Linked DNA regions of Homo sapiens: region 1 is linked to region 2. A link is an interaction called in ENCODE POLR2A ChIA-PET data of the cell type or tissue named here. Cell type or tissue: Panc1. All regions are shown on one strand. Links, peaks and the distances in the headings refer to the core of each region. The heading gives the core; the rest is flanking DNA. Region 1 has its middle 270 kb from the start of TANK-AS1. Region 2 overlaps PLA2R1 (phospholipase A2 receptor 1).

The links. Peaks named below come from ENCODE experiments on the same cell type or tissue, not always from the same donor. Only the 100,000 strongest peaks of a DNase experiment are listed, where the experiment ranks them.
Region 1: POLR2A ChIA-PET joins it to region 2 with 11 read pairs; 2 of 35 experiments call an interaction of 5 or more read pairs at or near these places.

What each region holds. Positions count from the first base shown.
Region 1 is chr2:160,891,047-160,895,447 of GRCh38, reverse strand. No RefSeq gene overlaps it. Among named protein-coding and RNA genes, the nearest start is that of TANK-AS1, 270 kb to the left of the region's middle. In Panc1, for the core only: no CTCF peak of the experiment used is centred there; no DNase peak of the experiment used is centred there.
Region 2 is chr2:159,956,726-159,961,126 of GRCh38, reverse strand. The region is part of intron 20 of PLA2R1 (phospholipase A2 receptor 1); the gene reads left to right. Among named protein-coding and RNA genes, the nearest start is that of LY75-CD302, 54 kb to the right of the region's middle. In Panc1, for the core only: no CTCF peak of the experiment used is centred there; no DNase peak of the experiment used is centred there; H3K27ac peaks cover 1,811 bases.

The DNA.
Region 1 (4,401 bases), core at 244-4,243, 930 kb before region 2:
GAACAGTCAGTCAGGCATGGTGGCTCACGCTTGCAGTCCCAGTACTTTGGGAGGCCATTGCAGGAGGATCGCTTCAGGCCAGGAGCTCAAGACCAGTTTGGTCAACATAGAGAGGCCCTTGTCTCTACAAAAAAAATTGAAAATTAACGAGGTATAGTGATGTGCCCCTGTAGTCCCAGCTACTCAGGAGGCTAAGGCGGGAGGATTGTTTGAGCCCAGGAGGTCGAGGCTGCAGTGAGCCATAATCATGCCACTGCACTCCAGCCTGGGCAACAGAGCAAGATCCTGCCTCAAAAATAAATAAGTAAATAATAAAATAAAATAAATGAACAGTCAAGAAAGACAAATGCTGAAAAAGATTAAAACTATCATGCTATGATTTGGTAATCTTGCATAAAAAAAAGAAATGCTCTGGTTGGCTAGGAATGTCTAAACAAGACCATCTTCTTTTACGTATACCCTAGAAAAATAACTTCCATTTCTGTAGTACTTCTATGGATCCTTAAGAGAATAAGTATGTCAATTTTTCTAATAAAGGGAACTGATACTGTGATAAATTAGTAAATTGTATAATGTAACACAGCTAGTGAATACAGAGATCTGGGTTGAAACTCAACTTGATGTGACTCAAAGCCCATTTTCTCTCCTCCGCTTAACATTTTCAAAGTGGCCTCTTGTTACAGTTATACTGATGTTCATGCCTTACCTCAAGATTCTAATTCAATTGGTCTGGGGTGGAGCCCTTTCTAGGTATTTTTTTTACAAAGTCCCTTACATGATGTTCACATATAGGCTGGGTGAGCACCATTGCTCTACATGTGCTGACACTCAAAACCCAATAAATGTGGAGAAAGTGACAGTAATAATATGGGCAGGAAGCATTCACATATGGAAATATATTATTGAAGAATCAGTGAAATAACTCAGTTTGATCAATGAAAATACCTGTTTTGAGCTGAAGGGTTTTCTTCATTCAGAGCTTATGCATTCAGTTAATGAGAAAAGTTTCTCTTGTCAATAAAGATGGTGTTACAGCTTATGTAACAGGAAGTTTAATCATCACACTCTAATGGCTTCTTTGGCCTAATAGGACAGTAATGATTAAAGGTCAATCTAACACTTGCTATGGATTTTTCATCAAAGGTTGTCAATGAATACCATTAAGTCCAACAAGAACAGGGCTTCTTGTGTAATATTCAGTTCAGATTAGGAATTTCACCCTTATAAAAGCTTAGAATAGCACATAGGCACTATTTACTGAGAGCTTACTCTATGGCAGACAACTGTATTAAGAATTTTAGAAATGACTTTGTTTAATCTTCTAGCATCTCTGTGAAATAGTAGTATTACCTTTATTTACAGATGAGAAACTCGTATTCAGAGTTCATACAACTTGCTCAGTTTTGTAGCTAGAAGAGGAAACCGGGATTCAAACCGAGGTCAATTTGACTTGAAAACCAGTGCTTTTAATCTTGGTTTTATACTGCAGAAATATGAAACATAATATCGGGATAATCATAATCTCTCAATGAAGTTTAAAGTATGAGAACATTTGAACATCATCCCGCTTGGCCTGCCCTAGCTCCATCTAGCTGCAAGAGCTAAGCTTTCCATGTCTGTGAGAATCCATCTGGCAAGTGAGGTCTGGGTTGGTTTGCTGCCCAGGGCCAGAATTCCCAGGTGAGTCCCTGGGCTGCTGCTCCCTGGACCCCAGCATCAGCCCCACACAGGCCCCTGGAACGCTGTGCGATGTCCCTTATTGGGCGTGAGTGCAGAGCCGGGGCAGGAACTCCAGCAGGCCTGCGCTTCCTCCCAGCCCCCACCACCCCCTCTCCGACTGATTCCAATATTTTGTGTATTGATGTGAGGTCAGGCTTCACTAGGGGTAACTACAGCCCTTAGGTGCTGTGAATTGTGTTTCTCAGGAGGCATCCAGCCCCAGTCCTTGTAGGTCTGACAAACCCATCTAACCCATCTCTCCCACAGATCTATTAGAAAACGCCAGCATGCTTAGGTTGGCAGATGAAATACAAGATGCCTAGTTAGGTTCGAATTGCACATAAATGAGAATGATTTTTCAGCTTATGTCCCAACTGTTATGTGGGACACACTTATACTAAAATTGTTTATTATTTACCTGAAATTCAAATTTAATTGGGCATCCTGTATTTTCATTTGCTAACCCTGGCAACCCTAGCATGCTCACTCACCAAAATTATGTAGGTCTGAACATCAGTGTGGAAAAAAGAAGAAGAAAAATCCAATTTCTTATCATAATGGAATACATATAATAAAGGTTCCAATAGAAAACTTTAAAAGAGTTTTCTTGCTTCAGTGTCACACTTTCATAAGCATCAGTGAAAATTGGCTTAATTATCTTGATGTGATGAAACATGCCACAATTTGTCTTTCTCCTTTATATCCTGATGACATTCATAGTAAAATTGCTTTACTATATACCAAAAATGTTTTTCTTGTGCTTTTCTCTCTGACTGAAATTTCAGATGAGTTTTCCTTTAAAAAAAAAAAAAAAAAAAAAAAATCCTATTATACCTAGAGCTAGATGGTAAAGAAGAAAAGTCCTTGACAGTGACGTGGTCAAAATAAAACAATATTTATGATAATGTAAAATAATAGTGAAATTTATTGTCTAGAAATGCCAAGAGATTTTTGAATGTTTTATTAATCCTTACAATACTCCTTTGAGGGGATGATCATTGTCTGGGTTTTACAGATAGAAAAATTTAGGTACATAGAATTATCTTCTTTGTCCAAACTAGAAATTTGGGACACTGTGTGTAGGCCAAAATCTCCATACAGCCTCCCTGTCCCAACCACTTTGCTCATGGCTCCCAGCTTCTGAAATCCTGGCCTAAGAGCCGTGAAAGAGTTAAAGGAACCAATAATTAAAAACTGAAGAGAATTCTGATAAGTGATTTTAGAAAAGTGCCAAGGAGTATCCCAAATGTTTGCCCACTCATCAAGTTCTTGAGGGGAGGAGGGAAAGAGGAAGAAGAGCATGTTCAGCACTTCCTCAAAGCGCGAATATAAAATGTGCCTGGCCCTCAAGTGACTCGTAAAAAATAAAATGAAATCTCATATATGTAAACGAGCTCTGGTTATTCAGGCTGGATGAATCGTGATTTGTTTTTCCCAACACTGTATTTCTCTATCTTTTACAGGGCCGCTAATGTACATATATTCAATATGGGAGATGGTTCCTAAATGTCATCCAAACATGCCTATTTGCTCTCATGGGATCTATGACTTTAATTAGTCCTCATGCCATTCGTCTTCAAGATCCCATCAAATACTTACTTAAACTGTGTGTGTGTGTGTGTGTGTGTGTGTGTGTGTGTGTGTGTGTCTGGTTTTCACCAGGCATGGAGCAGCATCACAGCCAGGGCCCTGTATGTGTGTCTGAGGTGGCAGGGCCACCTCTGGAGAGCCAGTGGCCTTCATTCTGCTTGGCTAGGTGACAAGTGGTTCCAACATGCACCCTGTGTTTTATAATGTGGACATCTGACTATTTCTACTATTCTAAAGTGCAAATGTCCCCAAGTTCATAAGTGGCACATACTGTTTCACAGTGAATTGGGCCTTTTATCAGGGAGGAAATGACCCAAATTGGCATGTCTGTAAACAGATTCCATCAATACAAGCCCTTTAATAAAGACAGCCTTTGGTGGTGCTGTTCAGGGAGGAGGGTGAATGGTAGGGAGGTGCACCCTAGACAATTTACTGGGTAAGCATGTGTCTCTGCAGCAGGATCCCTGCACGAGAATTACCGTTAGACCAAGTAAATCTAGAGATTAGTCTGGAGTCTCTTTTGTGCACTAAAATTCGGCACATTTTTTTCCATCCCTAAGCCCTTTCCTGAAAATGGGTTTCTAATATTATATCTGAATTCCTTGTTCACTGAACCTACAAGGAACGTATGGCGCAATGGAATTAAAAGATTAAACCTCAAGCCACTTGCGCTAAGTCTTTAAATGCCTTATGAAGAACAGTTTACATAGCAACTGAGTCTACAGTTGGAGTACAGACTCATTTGCTTTTAGAGAGTCTTAGAAACTCAGGTGTTATGAGAATTCTCTTTGTTAACCATTTTCCTCCTGTAGTAATAGGCCCAGTGGCACTATAATTCCTCCTAATGCACACCATTAAATTTCACTTATGGTTGTATGTATTTAGGTTGTGTTTTGGCTTCATCTTAAATATTACAAGGTGACCTCATGTGATCTGGACTTGGAGATTAGGTCCTCTTTAGATATCACGTGCAGCTTCTTGAGTAATCTCATCTAAAAGCTTGTTAGAGCTGTATGCCAGCTCATTTGAAATGTATGCCAGCTTATTACTATAGATGAGAAAAAAGGGGGCCAAGAAAAGTTAGTAAAATAA
Region 2 (4,401 bases), core at 185-4,184:
TTAAAAGGGAAATATTTTTGAGATTGCCTCATCTGTCATCAACATCTTGAAACAAGTAAGTTTATCAGATTATTAGAAAAACTGTTAATAGGAGAGTTGATAGCTGAGAGCGGTGGGATGGTTTTTCCCTATTAACAAATAAAGCTACAGAAGGAAAACTGGGAGATAACAATGATGGACCTTCTTTACTTCACAATTCTGAAATGAGTTCCAATATATTATGTCCCATTAAACTTTGCTTATTGTTTGTGAATTTCCTAGGACTAATTTTTATTGGTTATTTCTAAGGAAAAAAATCCCACTTTGTTGGCAAATTAAGTGGGTTTTAAAACTGAGATACACAGAAATTAAGCATCTTTTCTAATGTCTCATAAATAGTTTTCTCTGTGTTTGATAATGTAACAGAGGTTTGACCAGGGGTTTACCCAGGAAGAATGAGTCATCTAAGATACTTGTCCCAGCAGATCTGTGGGAGGAAGAAATTCTAAGTGTGTGTGTGTGATTAACTCTTGTGCTTCTACTTACATATTTTTATTCAAGACCTGGATTGAGTGGTAATGGCTGCTTTGCACTGTCTAGTTTGGGATTAGTCAATATTTGATTTTGTGCATAACATAGTTTTTTCTTAAAAATACTCTCACCTCTTTTTGGAATTTATTCAAATTGGAGCACTTCATTCATTCATTCATTTACTATCTCGATGTCGGGAATTCAGTGGTGAGGAAAAACAGACACAGCCCCTTCTCTTTTGGTGCTTACACACTAGAGGGAGAACAAACATTAGTAAATCGATCAGGAAAATGGCTGTGTAATTTAAAACTGTGCTGTACGTGATGAAGGAAAGTTATGTGGTTCTAGAAAAGTGTATAGCCAGAGGACCTGACTGAAGTGGTCAGAAAGGCAGGGAACATTAAAAATAGGGGGAGCTGCATGTGCTAAGGTCCTGCAGCAAGGTGGGAGTATGACATTTAAGAAACTAAAGGAAACATAGAGAACTAGAGTGGCCAAAGGTGAGACAAAAGAAGTGGAAAGGGTGATACCGTGTTGGACTTCTGGCCTCTATCCTAAGAGCAGTGGGAAACCCTTGATGGGTTTAAAACTAAAGAAGGACGTGACCAGGACCAAATTTTAAAAAGTTACTCTAGATGTAGTGCCAAGGATATATGGAAGAAGGGCAAGGGTGAGAAAGGTAAGAGCAGTTAGGAAGCTATTGCTGTAGTGCAGGCAAGAGACTGGTAGGTTGGGCTAAGATAGTGGTGGCAGAGACCATGAGGCAGTGGGAATGGGGATGGGTGAGGGGGCTTTTTGGGAAATGAGATGTCCAAATGGTATGGCTGTTGGGGAGATGGAGTGGGAAGGTAAGGATGCCTCTGAGGTTTCAGGCTTATTGTATGTGTATAAGTGCATGCAGACCGTGCCATTCATTGTGAGTAGGAACACTGGGAAAGGACCAAGTTTGGAGGGAACTGAATTTCATTTCCAAATATTGAGCTAGAAATGATTTTGAGACAAAAAAGAATTTTATATTGAAAACCCATTTAGAATACAGTAGGACCCCATTAATTCACAGTAATAATCAGAGATGCATTAAACTTGATCACATTTTGCAAATTAGTAAGTAAACAATTTTAAATTAAGGATGCTGTACTTCATCTTGCTGCTTTGCCTTAATTATTAATGACACAATTTCGGAGTGTGTTAGTAAATATGTTATATTTTTAGAAACAATGAAGTCGTGGTAATTGCAGGCCACACTTCCGTAGTCAAGCTAGTAAATCCTGGCTGAGGCAAACATAGAGGAAGCAGAGGAGATGTTTTTCTGGAGAGATTTATTGAGCTAACTGAACCAATGAGGTTCATTGGTATTTATGAATGGTTCATTAGTGTAACTATCTGAACACAAGGTGAATTCACATTAAATGATAAGACTTCCCAATAATTAATATGTGCCACTCTTTAGAATTTGTAATTAGAGGAAAGAGGCAAAATGAAAGGAAATAGATAAAAGGATAGTTGTTATAAAATTAAACTCCTTGAAAGCCAATTCAGTTTATTTGTGAAGCAAACAAGACAAAAAGGACCAGAAGAATTGAAAATGTATTTTCTCTCTTAGTTGGCAACTCAACCTCAAGCTAGTTCAGTGTTTCTGGTTTTTATCCTAAGAGTAGTGGAAAATTCCTGAAGGGTTTAAACTAAAGGGTGACATGATCAGGACTGAGTTTTAAAAAGAATTACCTTACACTATTGACATTTGGGGTCAGATAATTCTTTCTTTTGAAAGACTGACCTGACCTGTGCTTTGCAAATGGTTAGCAGCATCTTTGTCTCTACCCATTAGTTGCCAATAGCAATCCCCTCCCCAACTGTAACAGTGAAAAATATCTGCAGGCATTATCAAAATATACCCTGAGGGGCAAAATTGTCCTGTTGGAGAACCACTGAGCTAAATTTAGAATGACTGACAATGTCATTTGACAACCATTTTAGGGTCTGTTGTCTTTTATTTTGCTTAATAAATGTTTACTAGGGGCCTTCTCTGGTGTGATGTTCAAAGAGGAGTAAGACTTAGTCTCTCTGCTTTTAAGGGGTGTATGATGGTGGGGAAGGGGTGGAGAACTGAAAAATTTGGAAATTAAAGAATGATGGGGAAAGATATTGTATTAGACCAGTCTTGCATTTCTATAAAGGAATACCTGAGACTGGGTAACTGATGAAGAAAATAGGTTTATTTTGACTTACAGTTCTGCAGGCTGTACAAGAAGCATGGTGCCGGCACCTGCTACTGGTGAGGGCCTCAGGGAGCTTACAATCATGGCAGAAGATAACAGGGAACCAGCATGTCACATGGCAAGAGCAAGCACAAGAGGGTGAGGTGAGAGGAGGTTCCAGACTTTTAAACAATCAGATCTCGCATGAACTGAGAACTCATTGATCACCTAGGGGATGGTCCTAAGCCTTCAAGAGGGATCTGCCCCATGATCCAATCACCTCCCACCAGGCCTCACCTTCAACACTGGGAATTACATTTCAACATGAGAGTTGGAGGGAACAGACATCCAAACTATATCAGATATCATTTCAAAATAAGGTAGGAAAGGATGCTTTTTCAAGTGTAGGTTTCCACGCTAACCTAGAATTATCCTGTAGTGGCGAGATCTTAGGATCTGATCTATCAATGACTAGGGTTATCTGTGTTCATTGATGAGAGAATTGATTATGAGAGAAGAATCCCCAGCAAGTTCCAGATGAAACATCCTTTGCATAAAGTTTCTCCTGACCTCTCTGGAATTTTGCCTGATCCATTATAACCTTTCTCTTCTATCTTTTCCTCTCACCAAACTCCATCTGTTCCTACCAACATTCTTAAATTTCATCGAACTTTCAGGGAAAAACAAACAAACTTATCTTCAACCCTGCCTGTCCTGCCAAGTATGTATCATTCCATTTCTCATCCCATAAGAAAGAAACCTCTGTGGCAGGGCGCAGTGGCTCACACCTGTAATCCCAACTCTTTGGGAGGCCAAGGCAGATGGATCACAAGGTCAAGAGATCAAGACCATCCTGGCCAACATGGTGAAACCCCATCTCTACTAAAAATACAAAAATTAGCCAGGCATGGTGGTGCGCACCTGTAGTCCCAGTTACTCAGGAGACTGAGGTAGGAGAATCACTTGAACCCAGGAGGCAGAGGTTGCAGTGAGCCGAGATCTGACCACTGCACTCCAGCCTGGGCAACAGAGCAAGACTCCATCTCAAAAAAAATTTAAAAAGAAAAGAAAAGAAACCTCTGCCATGATGCAGACATGATTCTCTCTTGCATAACACTCAACTTTTATTGCCAAATTCCACAACCTTTTCTGTGTTCCCTCTAACATTGATGGCCAACCTTCCCCTTCATTTCTACTTCTTCCCAGGTTTCTTTGGTCATACCCTTGCTTTCTGTCCCACTGGGATCATTTATTTTTCTTCTCTGGCTCTTCCCAATAGACTTAGTGACCAAATGGCTGACTCAAGTATTTAGTGAATTTAAACACCTGATGTGTTTGACTCCCCATTATTTCTCTCTCACTTAAAGTAAGGAAGTGTGTTTGTAAATAAAATTGAACTAAGCTGTTCATTGCCACCCCCAGAATGTTTTTGTTTTTTTTTTTTTAGATTAAATGTGCCCATGTAAACTTTGCAATCAGAGTGGCTCCTTTTTAGGAAGAATACTACTTTTCATTGTGCTGAAGGCACTGTTCTGACATTTCACAAGACAAAACGCATCCCTGCTTCTGTTCCTGCCTGCTGCAAATGCAGGCAAGTCATTAACTCACCCTAAAAGCTGCTCCTCTTTGTTTTACTGTAACACCTTTGGAGGAGGTGAAAGAAAAATGAGTTCTTTCTGCCCAAGAAAATTAT